Regions from separate parts of the Homo sapiens genome. Here regions 1, 2, 4 and 5 are each linked to region 3. A link is a contact called in ENCODE Hi-C or POLR2A ChIA-PET data. All regions are on one chromosome and are shown on one strand. The core of a region is the stretch at or near the end of the contact, and the rest is flanking DNA. Distances in the headings are between cores, read along the strand shown. Region 1 overlaps CREB5 (cAMP responsive element binding protein 5). Region 2 holds the start of CREB5 (cAMP responsive element binding protein 5). Region 3 has its middle 100 kb from the start of TRIL. Region 4 overlaps CREB5 (cAMP responsive element binding protein 5). Region 5 overlaps CREB5 (cAMP responsive element binding protein 5).

The links. Hi-C counts contacts between places; a loop is a spot of excess contacts on that map. ChIA-PET counts read pairs that join two places held with the same protein, here RNA polymerase II (POLR2A). Pooled maps may share reads with other maps.
Region 1: a loop to region 3 is called in a map of GM12878, with 4 times the contacts of the local background. The contact joins two enhancer-like sites. A Hi-C loop is called at or near these places in 1 of 168 maps with a recorded cell type or tissue (GM12878), 11 of 37 single-sample maps with no recorded cell type and 4 of 50 pooled maps. POLR2A ChIA-PET finds 5 or more read pairs at or near these places in 1 of 52 experiments (OCI-LY7).
Region 2: a loop to region 3 is called in a map of cardiac septum, with 4 times the contacts of the local background. The contact joins the promoter of CREB5 here to the enhancer-like site in region 3. A Hi-C loop is called at or near these places in 11 of 168 maps with a recorded cell type or tissue (IMR-90, MCF 10A, Right ventricle myocardium superior and 8 more), 1 of 37 single-sample maps with no recorded cell type and 22 of 50 pooled maps. POLR2A ChIA-PET finds 5 or more read pairs at or near these places in 3 of 52 experiments (AG04450, HEK293 and HEK293T).
Region 4: a loop to region 3 is called in a map of heart left ventricle, with 2.5 times the contacts of the local background. The contact joins two enhancer-like sites. A Hi-C loop is called at or near these places in 1 of 168 maps with a recorded cell type or tissue (heart left ventricle), 4 of 37 single-sample maps with no recorded cell type and 2 of 50 pooled maps.
Region 5: a loop to region 3 is called in a map of OCI-LY7, with 3 times the contacts of the local background. The contact joins two enhancer-like sites. A Hi-C loop is called at or near these places in 1 of 168 maps with a recorded cell type or tissue (OCI-LY7), 1 of 37 single-sample maps with no recorded cell type and 4 of 50 pooled maps.

What each region holds. Positions count from the first base shown.
Region 1 is chr7:28,479,818-28,482,517 of GRCh38, forward strand. The region is part of intron 1 of CREB5 (cAMP responsive element binding protein 5); the gene reads left to right. Among named protein-coding and RNA genes, the nearest start is that of CREB5, 69 kb to the left of the region's middle. Within about 2 kb of position 1,359, at least 2 of the 41 ENCODE cell types and tissues checked have a DNase peak (open chromatin) inside an H3K27ac peak, as active enhancers do.
Region 2 is chr7:28,411,184-28,413,883 of GRCh38, forward strand. CREB5 (cAMP responsive element binding protein 5) reads left to right here and starts at 1,335. Exons shown (of 11, transcript NM_182898.4): 1 at 1,335-1,734. The coding sequence starts at 1,732. RefSeq lists an enhancer at 1,332-1,421.
Region 3 is chr7:28,854,379-28,857,212 of GRCh38, forward strand. No RefSeq gene overlaps it. Among named protein-coding and RNA genes, the nearest start is that of TRIL, 100 kb to the right of the region's middle. Within about 2 kb of position 1,538, at least 6 of the 41 ENCODE cell types and tissues checked have a DNase peak (open chromatin) inside an H3K27ac peak, as active enhancers do; they include mammary epithelial cell, where a contact is called at or near this core.
Region 4 is chr7:28,508,595-28,511,294 of GRCh38, forward strand. All of the region lies in intron 4 of CREB5 (cAMP responsive element binding protein 5), which reads left to right. Among named protein-coding and RNA genes, the nearest start is that of CREB5, 97 kb to the left of the region's middle. Within about 2 kb of position 1,262, at least 7 of the 41 ENCODE cell types and tissues checked have a DNase peak (open chromatin) inside an H3K27ac peak, as active enhancers do.
Region 5 is chr7:28,571,934-28,574,729 of GRCh38, forward strand. The region is part of intron 5 of CREB5 (cAMP responsive element binding protein 5); the gene reads left to right. Among named protein-coding and RNA genes, the nearest start is that of CREB5, 160 kb to the left of the region's middle. RefSeq lists silencers at 1,258-1,552, 2,127-2,176. Within about 2 kb of position 1,503, at least 4 of the 41 ENCODE cell types and tissues checked have a DNase peak (open chromatin) inside an H3K27ac peak, as active enhancers do.

The DNA of each region.
Region 1 (2,700 bases), core at 109-2,608, 370 kb before region 3:
GTCTCTTCCTGGTTTCGCCGAAAGCAGAGTGGTCTGGCTTGGGCATCACTGGGCTTGATGCAGTCTCACATGTGGTAGCTCACATTCATGCAGAAAAAGACACATTTTCAGATGTTTTGAGTATGACTTCAGCCCGTACATTGGGTGGACCAAATGTATATTGTTGCTGAAGATATAGATACTTATCTAGAATAAAAATCCAAAACCTCCCCCCCCCCACATTATCCAATAAAAATCATCTGCATGTGTGAAAAGAAAACTAAGACTAGACTAAAAAGTTGTGACTCTTAAGAATATTTAAAGATATTTATTTTACATGAAAATTGTTTAAAAATCAAATGCACTCAAACTGCATTAAAAAGTATCTATCTAGAGGCAGAGTAGTACCATTTGGGAACGTGTTCCAATTCTAAAGAGGCAAATTTTACTGTAGTAGGGCACAAAGGGAGAAGAGAAAACTATACTGCTGACCTTTTTCTTAGATTTTCCAAAAGGCAAGCTGCTTTCCACCAGTATGAAGAATAGATCCAGTTTTGCACTGAATTTCGTTGCTATCATAGTCTTTTCTCTCAGGAGTTCATGGGGGCAGTTATTTTAAATGACAATGAAATACTTTCTTTTCTGGAAAAATAGAGATGACAGGGTCGACCTAAACCTTGGCTATGTTTTGTTCTAATTTTTCTTTTTTGTTTTCTTTCCTTTTTGTGCACAGTGAGAGCAGGTAAAAAGGAAGAGAGTTTGCCACCAGTCAGCATGTTTTCTGAGGTTATATGTTTAGTCCCATTAGAAACAAGCTAAATTATTTGGTTACATTCAATATTTCCTTCAAAACCTAAGAATCTCTACACTTGTATTTTGTTAACCACACACATGTCAAATAAACTTTTGTTTTAGAGATGTGATGTCTTCTGCAAGAAAGTATATTGTACTGCATGGTAACAAGGGGACAAGGACCTAAATGCGGTTCATACGCATTCAGCGACTTACTCAACATTGCACCTCTCATGCTTCACACAAGTGCTTATTACCAAGTATGTTCTGAACTATTGAACCCATAGAGAGGAAAGCTATAAGACAGGATTATGTGAAACAAAAATCAGAATTAGCCAGTAACTTTGAACAAAGACCTCCTATCTAAAGAAACATATGGAAAATTTAAAAAAAAGAAAGAAAGAGGAATCTAACATATGAAAACCCAATCCCACTGGAATGTTTTCCTATACACAGCATAAACGCCACATAAATAAAACCACAAACCTCTGCAGAAGTACGTGAGAGGACGTGAGCCCCCAGCACTCTCTCCTGTTACGGCCCCCTCTGGGAAGTAAGACCCGGGTTAGTTTCCAGAGACAAAAGCTGTTTGGAAATCCTTCCTCCTGGGAGCAGTGGGCCTCATTGGAAGGGAACTTCTGACAGCCTCTAAGCATAATATAAAGTGTGACGCAATCCCAAAGGGGGCTGTGATTCAGGTTGTAGGATTCTGAGCTTTTGGGATACCAGGGGATGGCAAATATCTTTGAAGAACAGGGATATTCTTCTGGTTTGAACAGAATAGTAATATTTAACCGCAGTGTTATGTGTCAAGTTCAGGCCTTCTGGGGGAGACTACTGGCTCTAAACTGCCCAGGAACACACCCTCTTCACGCCAAGTTCTGGTGAAATGTTCACTTATAAGGTACAGCCCCACTCTTGGTCTTGTTCCCTGTGTAAATCTCTGGTTTGAAAACCTTGTAGCATTCAGGCGTTTCAAGCTTGAGGGCTGAAATGTCACTTTTAAAGCAGGGTTAAAAAGGTCACACAGCTGCAAATAATAATAGCCCAATGAAATTCAGATTCTGACTGCAGCCCGCTTCAAGAATAACACTGCAACAGGAAACAAGACCACAAGATCCTTTCACCAGTAACGCTGGTAAGAACACTACTGATAAAATGAGTATATGCATGTGTCTGTGTGAGACAGACAGACAGACATAAGGAGACAAACACACAAAGAGAGGAGAGAAAGGCACACATGGAGAAATAGACATGCAAAGAGACAGAGGGAAGATGCCCACAGAAAGAGAGAGAGACACACACAGACACACAGAAAGATACCAAGACAAACACAAAGTAATTGATTTTCTTGGACTGAAATTCAAGGTGTTTATTTTTCTGTGGAAAGTTACAATATTCAGGTTTGAAAAATAAAGATATATTTGAAATCCAGAGGACTTACTTTTCTCTTAATTTACAGTTAGCTTCCAATAGTTATGTTTTCACATAATACCTCTTTGAATGGTCCTGTTCTACAGTGTTTTACTACAATGGCACTGTTTTGCAGATGAGCAAATAAGATAATGAAAGATGCAATATCCCTCCCAAAGAAAGAAATTCTTAGCTCCAAATTGCATATGCAATTCCTTCCCAACAGCTAGCCACATGTGGGGATAACCTACCTGCATCCTTGCTTTGAAAGTAGAACCAGGCATCTTTGAAGAAAATAAATCGAGAGTGTGTTTTTGGTGAATGTGTGTTGGGTTATTATTGTGTGTGTCCCCTTGCCCTTCTGACAGATGTATTGAGATAAATATTTGCTTTGTTTCAGAAACACGAAGTGCAAATTGGCCATGGCCTTAACTAATATAATTAATAAACAACATTTGTTCCTAGGAAGAAAGCAGGATTGATGTGGAGTGTCATACAGTGTGACTGACTCAAGGT
Region 2 (2,700 bases), core at 85-2,584, 440 kb before region 3:
GATAATACTCTGTCCTCGTGGTGGTGACTTAGGAAAGCAATACACCCACTGCAAACAAAGTATTTCACTTTACGTAGTGCCTGCCCTTTAGCAGAAGAGGGATGCTGACAAAATCAGGTTTAGCTGAAAGGATCAAGACTAAACGTTTCATTTCCAAAGTGAGGGAATGTGAGTCGTTGAACCTAAACTTCCATACAATAAATTGCTGCGTGCGTTAGTTTCTAGCTCTTAACCTTAAGTTTCTATGTTGAAAGAGGAAGTCGAATACGTAAGTCATTGAACTGAGTCAGAACCTCCGTATCTGGCAGTTGAAATAAAGACCCTGTGTATGACTTGTTGCAAGGGATCAAAGTAAAAAGAACCCTCGGTGTGGGGGGTGGGGGGGTGGGGGCGTGAGGGAGGTGTGCAGCAGAAATTAAATTTAAAAAAGTATTAACAGAGTTTTGGATAGAGGGAGAGAGGGGATTGGAGTGGTCCCTGATTTGGAGTTGGTGAAAACTAAATAAAGAAAAGTTTATATTGCAAATATGTGGGAATTTCTTGAAGAACACATGTTTTCTTATAATTAGATCTACTTTCTTCAAAGCGAAAGCCATGCTGTAGGGTAGGCATTTGTGAAACTCCTGTCTGGGGTCTAATTGACATCCTTCCCCAAGTCTGTGGCAGGATTTAGTATTTATTCACATCTAGAGATGAAATAGTGTAACCTCCACACAATATATGTGCATCGAAAATGTTGAACTTCTTGTTTGTGATGCATAGACTTAAAGGAAAAAAAATGGCCCAGTCATGGGCACTGGAAAGTGTGATTAATGATCAGTGATTTAGTGATCAGTGATTAGTGGTTTTATTCAAACTGTTACCTCTGACCAGAAGCACACATCAGAGGATTAACAGGCTCTTTAGATAAATGCTCATTAGTGGAAGGGGAAAAGCAAAGATAATAGGCATGCACCCAGGGACAACTTTCGAAGAAAATCATTCCCGTCTTCAGAATAATAAGCTCTATTAACAGAAAGCCCTTTTAATTTAAAACTTGCTTTTATCTTGTAAATCAAAGTTAGATGTAAAAGTTTGTAGTGCCATTATAACCTAAATTTTCCCATATCCACTAGATGTGGATTATCTCAGTAGCGATATTTTTTTTTATTTAAACAAACAATTGGACCTTTAGAGCAGCTGAACCCTGACAAGTTCTTAACTCCCAGGGTTTGAAAGTGTCCCCCCTTCTAGCATGGAGATTGCAGCTTGCTAACTAGATGGCGCACTGTTATTTGGTGTTCTCTGCTGCGTAGCGCAGGAGTATAAACTGAGCATGTAGCTGCTTGCGAGGTGTTCTTCAACATTTACAACAAAGTTGATTCTGTGTAGGGTTGGAGGCTAGACAGTTCCACAAATTTTTAGTCACATTTTCCATGTCAGTTAAATCTAGGGAGTTCAAGACTACTGGAAAAATTAGTCTCATTACTAAAAGAAACTTAGAGAACGAGGGAGGTACCAGAGTCTAGGAGGTACCTCTGGGTTGCAGAAGTAATTGTAAAATACCAGACCTGTTCTTTTTACTAAAAGCTAGTTTCACTATCTTCTGGTCTGAAATACTGAGGCAAATACTCAAGACTTATTTTCTTCCTAATCTTGCTGGTGAAACAGAAGTTACTAGAAAGAAAGGAAGAAAAAACTTGATTTGGTGACTGCAGGAAGCAACACGTTGCTGCTTTTATTCTACAGATAATGGTAAGGATGATGTTTATTATGCATATTAAACAGAGAGAAAACTTTGCACTTAGTTAAATAGAACCAATGTTGTATTTTCATAGATGGAATTCAGAAATGGAGTTTAGATTTTGCACAAAATTTTAATGTTGCTTTTGTCAGTTTCCTGGGACTTATAGCATTTTATGTGGAAGGATGTGTGTGTGTGTGTGTGTGTGTGTGTGTGTGTGAATAAGACTATTATTTCCCAGGTAAAATATGTTCAGAAGCATATGAACTACAGTGGGGAAGCTATGGAGCATGTTAAGTAATGTGTCAAGCATGAATTCCCCTTTCTGTGAGGTTTCATGAATCACTTCAATAAGTATTTAAGTTTTAATAAGAAAGTTCTTGAAAAAGAAACCTAAAAATTAAAAAAAAACAATAAAACAGTTTTCCGCATTCAAACCTAGATGTGTATGCCCCTGAAGGATGATTCTATGGGTTGAATATCAACTATTACTTTAGTTCTAAAACTTAAAAGAAGAAGTATAATAAAACTCACTTGTGTCTCCCCAGAAATGTTTCTCATTTTCCTTTGCTTATAGCATTTTATATGGATCTCTTATTTTTAAATCCTTACTGATTATAGTGGTTTTTATTTTTCAACTTAACTCATAGTAAACATATTTGAAAATATCTCCAAGCCCACTATTTTTAATGTAAATTGCTGGTGCCGATAAATTGCCTGTCAATTAGCGGTCAGTCGTGACCTTATATAGTTGATACCTGAGAAGATAGTTTATTAGAACATTCCAACAAAAAATTGGAAACCATGCCCTTATTTCTAGATCTCTGTTATGTCACAGCTTTTATTTGAATAGGTGGCTAAATGAATGGTAGTTTGTCACAGAGACTTTTCCTGCATAGATTTTCAATTCTAGTAAGTTTAAGATTTTTGTTACAATGATTTGTCAGTTTCCCACACCTGCACATTCAAAACCAATC
Region 3 (2,834 bases), core at 288-2,787:
GTGGGGAAATCATCCGGCGCCAGGCGCCATGCCGCACAACACTGTGGAGCAGCCCTGCCGGCGGGGTGGGTGCCTCCTATCTAAGGCACTGGACCAGGGGCTCTGCCAGCAAACATGGTTCTTCCATCAGCGTGTCGGGGTTGCAGAACCTCAGGGCATGGTTTCCCTCGGCAAGGTGTTAGACGCCAATTATCTTCCCCCGACAGACTTCTGTGAGACTTCAAAGGGAAGAGAAAGGAGGATCCCAAGACTTCCAACTCCCTCTTCCTCCCTCCCTACACACGCGCGCACGCGTAAACACACCCACATGCACACAAACACACACACCCTATTCTTTACCTATCCACAGGATCTCTAACATTATTCTTAACCCCATGTGATGGCTTTTTTGATATGTCAACTTGACTAAGCTAAAGTTCCCATTGATTCACCAGACACTAATCTAGCTGTTACTGTGAAAGGGTTTGATGATGTCATTCAAGTCATTAATCAGTTCACTTTTAAGTAAGGGAGGTTATACTGGATAACTTGGGTGGGCCTGGCCTAATCAGTCGGAAGCCCTCAAAGCACAGCCAAGACTCCCCAGAGAGAGACAGAGACCGAGACAGAGAGGAGGTCACATCCATGAACAACAGCGCAGCCATGCCCAGAGCTCCATTCTGCTTTTTAGCTTCCCCTCCTGACTCCCTGTCCTGTGGACTTTGGATGTGCTTAGGCAGCTCCCACAACACCATAAGCCAATTTTTTTTTTTTTTTTTTTTTTTTTTTTTTTTTGAGATGGAGTCTTGCTCTGTCACCCAGGCTGGAGTGCAATGGCACGATCTTGGCTCACTGCAAGCTCCGCCTCCCAGGTTCACGCCATTCTCCTGCCTCAGCCTCCCGAGTAGCTGGGACTACAGGCGCCTGCCACCACGCCCGGCTATTTTTTTTGTATTTTTAGTAGAGACGGGGTTTCACCGTGTTAGCCAGGATGGTCTCGATCTCCTGACCTCATGATCCACCCCCCTCGGCCTCCCAAAGTGCTGGCATTACAGGCGTGAGCCACCGCGCCCGGCCAGCATAAGCCAATTCCTAGTAAGACATCTCTGAATGGATATATTGGTTCTGTGTCTGAGGTTGAACACTAGCTGGTACAACCCACACAATCCAAATCAGAAAAAGTATGAAGGAAATTCAGAGTGCCAGAAGATGCCACCTCATCCCTCCTATCTGTCAGTCAGTATTCTCTGAATGTCTAGCAGTGGCAGGCACAAGACACTGTACTCTGGAGATACCTCCAAGGACAGAGCACACTGGGTTTCTTCTTCGATTTGGGCTTCAGTGCCTGCTGCTAAGTTAGATGGGTGAATAAGAGAGGCAGTGGCTATAAAGGTTAGTGAAGCTCTCTCTCTCTCTCTCTCTCCCTCTGACACACACACACACCCCTCCATGTGACAACTTTGGAGTTTTTAAACCTAGACCAGAAACCAGCTTTAATTAATGGTTTGTTGTGGGTACTTGTGGCATGCTTGGAGCTACACAAAAATACAGTAGGAGGAGGACGCCTGTGAGGAGAAGCAGACAGCAGTCTTTGCCTTGCGGGCCCTCTATCTATCACCACTAAAGGTAAAATGCTGTTTATCCATTGCCAAACCTCCTGAGTCATCCACCCCCACAGTGCATTTTCTTTGCACTTACTGTTTCTATGCATGGCAAAGGGGTGACACACTGATAATGGATCAGAGCAGTAAAATGTTGGCAAAGACTCAACAGGCTGGGAAGAGGAAGCCTCCTCTCTAGATTGATCCAGGGCTACTGGTCCTAGACCAAATTGGAATGTCCAATAAAGACCGCATTCCTTCTCTAACATCTACCCCTTCCCTGAGCATCAAGGCCTGTTCCAGGATGGCAGTAACCCTGTGTAATTCAATCCAACAAATGTTTAATGAACACCTACCATGCTACAAGTCCACCCTCTACAATCTGGTGTCCTGAAATGGCTTTTGTAATTATCATTGGCCTGCAAATGGCTTGCTATATTAAGTGGATAACTTTCATGGATATTCTGTTGGCTTCTCCATGAATTTTTACCTCTTGGGCTATTTTCTCCTGGAGATTCACACCGTCCCTTGGGCTCAGTCACAACTCTGTCTGGATTTTATCTCCTGTTTGTCTTGTTTGTTTCTTTTCAGCCCTCTTTAGAAGGATTTCCTTCTCACCCCCACTCCTCCAGATTTTAAAGTAGGTGTGTTCAAGGCTCTGTATTGGCCACCTTCCTGACCCTATTCCTATCTATTCTCCCTCCTCGAGAGATGAACAGACCTCTGCTGACCTCCAAGTCCTTATCTCTAGCGTGGACCTCTCTCCTGAATCCATTATTCTCTCTGTGTGGACACTTGGGCATACCATAAGAACCACGAATGTAACACTTTGTTAAGGAACCTCATCGTCTTCTTTCTCTTGCCTCTAACCTCTTAATCATCTGGAAAACACGAGCTGAATTAACAATGCCAGAAACTGCATTCTCCCAAGAGCTCATGACAGAAATTTCAGAGGCATTCCAGATTTCCTCTTGCTTAGCTCTCACATCCAACTAGAACCCAAGATGTAAGGGTTCTCTGAAGAGTACCTCTAGTCCCTGCTCCTCCCTCTGATCCCCACATGGGTTTAGGCCTTCACAAATCTTTTCTTGGGGCAAATGGTCTTCTGTTGATCTCTCTGCCTCCATATCGCTATTCTCTCTCATTCATCTTCCTAAAATGCAAATCCCCCCGTGATATCTCCCTACTTTAAAAGAAATGTCAATGACAAAAATTCCTTAAGACTGAATAGTATTCCATTATATATGTACACCA
Region 4 (2,700 bases), core at 12-2,511, 350 kb before region 3:
AGCCTTTTAGTCCTTGTCTATGTGAAATTATAATAATCCCCCCTCCACCAGATTTTTCCTGTCACATTCTCATGTCATAATAGTCAAGGGCTTGTATTTAGCCTGTATGGCTTCAGGAGAAACCATGAAAATAAGTGATGCTTACAAGAGGGGTACAAAATCTCAGTCAACTCGTTTTACTTATTTATAATTAATTTATCATGCATGCTTGACTCTCTCCTCCACTCCCCCTCAAAGGATATGAAGTGCCTTTTTTCTTTTTTAAACAAGCACTTACATAGCAACTATTATTTGCCAGCCAAATAATAAGGTTCTGAGCACTTTAAAAAATTAACTTAATAAAAATAAAAGACATGCATTCTATATTTTGTTGCAATAGAAATGTATATGTATATATATTTAAAACCATAAAAATAGCATGCAAGAGAGGAAGAAATTCTCATCATCTAGTCAACTTCCTTTGGTTGAGTAATAAATTTTTTTTTTGATAGACATGTGTATGTAGAAGACTAAGGAATTAAGTTCATTCATTCCTCAAGATAGTCAAAGCTGGCTTCTTAAACTGAACTATAAGAAAGATGTGTATTTCATCCATATTGTCTTCATTTCTGATAGAATGGTTTTACCTCAAGTGTGTGCCCTTGATTTTACTAAAGACATTTTTCCAAGAACAGTTTCGTGAAGCCCGTGGTCGGGGTGTGGTTTTAGATATTCTCCATTGCATTATTCATGATTTCTTATATGAAGCCCTGTGTGAGGAAATTCTTGCAGATCTGAATTCCAGGAAATGGTTTGCTTCCCCTGAGGAACTGAAATATTTTTCTCCTTATGGACATGAGAATCATGTAACTGGTTCTGTTTCTCTTTTCGCTTTGACTGCCAGGTTAACACAAAGCCAAGTTTACTGCTAAACTTTGAAAACCTTTTCGAACATTGTGACGAGCATATTTTACTTCCTCCCTAGACCAGACTTTCAGTTCTAGTTTATATTTTCTCTGGTTCTGATTTTTAATTTAAAAAACATTGTCATGCTATACATGTTTCGTGAGTTGCTTTAAATTTCTTGTGGGTTGAAAAAGAGTATAGATAATTAAATTTTAAAAATTAAAATAATTAAGCAACCAAAGTAAGAAAAGGAACTATTGCAGCTGTAGAAACATGTTATTTTCTCTCTTTTAAGTGTTGCTCATAGCCATGTGATGCTTTCATGATAGGTGTGTGGGTGGGGAACGGCCAGCCTCCCCATGGTCTAGGGCCAGCATCTCAGGACACCGCCGTCTCATGCCTCAGCCTCACTTGCACGCATGGGAAGCTGGACAATATTCAGGCTGTTGAGGCTTCTTCTTCCTTTGCCTCATTCAAACCAGAGGGGCCAAATCCAGCCTCAGGTGGCCATGGTTACACGAGAGGGCATTGTCTTGAGGGCTAAACCACAATGACTCCTCTGGCAGCAAAGACGGCTGTGTTGGTGGCTTTGGCTCTGGCATTTCTTTGGAAGTCACAGGGCAGGGAAATGAGGAGTAGGAATAATGCTCCCCCGCCTGACAATATTCTTTTACCTACCCCTTTGACCAGGTTTTTCCAGCTGTCAACATCCTTGGCATCCTGCCACCCCAGCTCTTCTTTCCCTGCTTAAAAAGCAGAAACACAGGTTCTTATTCAGTGCCTATCTTATCATTTTTTAGTATTCTTTTCTTTTTCCTTTTGGTCTACATTCTGACAATTATTTCTTTTTAATTCTACATCTCTAGTTGTCTTCTGATTTCTTTTCCTCTGAGTCTTTAGACTTGCATTGGTTCCCTCATTAGGTTTTAGTAAAGTGGAAGATGGATTAATTTATCTGGAGAATTTGGCTAAAGAAAGTTCTTGCTTGAACTTTCTATGTGTCTTACACAAAAAATATTGGAAAGATTGGACTGGTTCTGCACACCACCTTTAAAACTTCTAGCTGCAGTTGGTCTAGAAAATTCTGTTAAAGAGCAAATAGAGAATTGATCCTTACTTGACCCATGTGGCTGTCCATTGGGGAAAAGTCTGTTGTACAGACTCTGTCTCTAATCCCAGCATCCTTTTCCAGAAGCATCCCAATGTGTATATAGAATCAGCGCAGGCTGTAAGCAGGTTATGTCCACTGGAGAAAGCCCTCATTATCTGTATTAATACTATACATAGCAGACAACACGTTCCATAATAGCCTCAATTTCCATATTAATAGAAGCTTATAACCTCATAAATCTTTAATAAGAGAATTGTTTCCCCTTAGAAAAGCATGTTGTAATTCACTATCAGGTATCATAAATGTCAACTTGCCAATGGCTTAGAACTCAGACTAGTTCATATCCTGAAATATATAAGAAATTTTGTTCATCATTTTTCATTCAAGAAACATTTTCAAGTGCCCACCACATGGCAGGCACTGTCCAAGGCATTGTTGAATATACCACTGAATAAAGATGATAAAAAACAAACAAAAATACCTGCCTTCAGGTAGTTTACCTCTAGGGGGCAAGAGAAACAATAAATATGTGAAAAAAAAATCTATAACATGTCAGATGGTGATAAGTGTGATGGAGAAAGGAATAGCAGGGAAGGGGCACAGGGCATGCTGCGGGTGGTCAGGCAGGCATTGATGGTTAGTAGATGTGCAAGCAGAGACCCAAAGTGGGAGGAGGTCTGAACCAGGTACGTACTGGGGAGAAG
Region 5 (2,796 bases), core at 253-2,752, 280 kb before region 3:
ATGTGCATCAACATTCTGTTTGAATTTTCAGTCAAATATTGGAAGTGATAATTAAAAACTTAGAAACTGCTCCACAATTTGTCAGTAGGTCTTTTCCCTCTTGTTTTTCGGTGTTATAAGAATTCCAGACCTGCAGGGAACACTGGCTTATTCCTCCCTAGGATATTCCAGAAGGGGCACCTTGTCTCACATTTTCAACTTACCAGGAATGGCTGTGATACGTTAAGACCCACCTTAAGAAATGAGAGTAATGGGTAATGGGTAATGACCATTTTGTGAGTTTGCTGTGGGTGCGTTTGGTTTTCTATTCAAGAAACAGAACATTAACCTGGCCCTTCGAATGCTCGGCTTTGTTGAAAGGAGTCAATGCTAGGTTGGTAAGTGTCTCTGCTAAAGATTTCTTTTCTTCTCAAATGACCATGAGAGCAAATGTTGCTGCTATCTAAATCAAGAACCCATAGAGTGCTAAGAGGGTGGAGTAGATTCATTAAAGACAGCATCTAAATCTCCAGGGACTTCTCTCAAGTGGCTTGGCTTTCAGCAGACAATTCACAGTTATGCCAGCTAATTATAATTATTTTATTTTTCTTTCAAGGGGAAAAAACATAAAATGTGCTAGAGTTTACTAGCAGTTTTACAGCATTCCTTCCCCCCTGGAGTTCTCCTGCCTCCCTCTCCCTGCCACCCCCCACCAACTACCCTTTTGGAGGCCCTTAGTATTCAGCCATTGTTAGCACAAAGCTGGTCTTTATGAAACAGTCTTTTGAGGGCTAGCAATAAAGTTTAAGATGAGTGCTGACTCTGTTGATAATTTACCCAGCTGGCCCAGGACTGTACATTTGGGTGACATTTGTAGGCTGTGTCACCATGCCTGGATGGAGGCGGGTGTTTCTGTGGTATGGACGCCTTTTGGACACACTCCATCTTCCCATTTATTCTCCAGCCTGGGGTGTTGTGTGTCGCTCCTGGTGTGTTCTAGGAGATAATTGTCACTTTTAGGACTCTGTCTCATTGCCAAGCCCGAGGGAGGCTATTTCTTTTATTCAGATTCCTCCCTGGTGTGTTTGCCATGTTGATTCAAACCCACACATCTTGTCGTTTCCATTTTTCTCCATCCAAAACCTTGCCCGGATGATCCTGGAGACTCAGCAAGAAATAACCCAACCCATCTCACCAGTGGATTCAGTATGAAACTCTAGGTGGTAACATTTGGGGACGGTTGACTCTTTTATTTCTCTCAGGAAAGAGGAAATGAGTACTTATTTGAAAACACGAGTTCCCTCTGGAGACTGTGTCTTTAAATGAGCATTTGAAATTGCAGATAGCTTTTTTTTTACTTTATTTTTTTTGAGGCTGCACAGAACCATATTGTAGTAATATTCTGATTTTTATCACAACCTCAAATATTTAAGTGTCAAAATCTGGCCAAGCCACCTGCAAATGTTTGCCATGGCTACTGGCCAAGAAAAACAGCAAACAGCAATGAAAGTCTTCATTCAGGCTCAGTGCTTAAGCTGCATCCAGCCAGAAAGGCTGGGACCCACCTGTGCCCACGCATAGTGCTCTTGTGCTGCGGCCAGCGGGTGTGTTCATGGCTGAGACTTTGTGGGAGAAGGGGCCACCTGGCTCCTGCTCCCCCCTCTTCCCTTCCCTTCTATCAGTGCTTGGCTGCTGCAGGCAACCCCAAGTTTTCGCTCTTCTCTGTCTCCCTCTTTTCACAGTACAAAATTTAAGCTTGGAGGCTTGAATGTATTGAGAGAGCTATCAACATAAAGGACTTGAAAATGGGAGTAGTGCCAGTTATCAGGGAGGACTTTGGGGACAAAGGGTAGGCATCCTCATAAGCATTTGATTTTCATGCTTTTTGAACAGGCACTGAGCCAAACCAGACCAAAATGAGTGCAAATGCAAAAATCCAAAGAAGTAATGTTAAAAGGAAGTAGACAAACAACACGTGCAACTTCCATTCCATACCACAGCAATCCATACCATGCCCTGCGCTCAATTCTGTGAAAGTAGTGCCATTACCTCAATAGAAACCAGAGGTAAATATAAATATCTCAAATTGCTCTTGTGTGGTTGGGCAGACTAGAAAAACACACAGCTATGGAGAGTGTGGGAGGCATCCCCAAACTAGTGACTACTTGTGCTTAGTCAAACTGGCAGACGCTCTGCCGGGAAGAGTGTCTTTGGCTGATTGATGGTAGCGTTTTCAGAGATAAGTTTCCCAGATGGAAAAAAAGAGTGAGCCATGGGCTGTGGGGAAGACAAGTGAGACAGAAAACAAGCATGTATTAAATAGAGATAAAATCGATCCAGCCTTGAACCAAATATGTGGCAGAATCCAAACAGTATCTCTCCTCCAGTCATTTTTATTAGCTATCATGTAACAGGCTCATTAATTCAGGATCAAGTCAGCAAAGCCTGGGAAAATGGCAGAAGGGTAGGTAGCACTACTGGAAGTTAACACACTCTCTCTGTCTCTTTGTTTCTTATCATCTAAGACATTTTTGTAGGAGTCAATAATCCGTTGAGTAGATGGCTATAATCTTAATAGATCCCAGCTTTCTTAACTAAGTTGATTCTTCTTTATGGATAAGTGATAGTATATAATTTACACTCAGTAATTCTTCAGGAGAGCAATGAAGATAATATGGAATTTGGAGTTCTACAAGAATGGATATCAGTACAGAGCTCTGACGGGTTATGGGAGACGCTTCCAAAATATTCTACATATTTTTTTCTTACCTTTTACTTCTTTGTAGGGCACTGGCCAAATATATCTAACATTAGAAT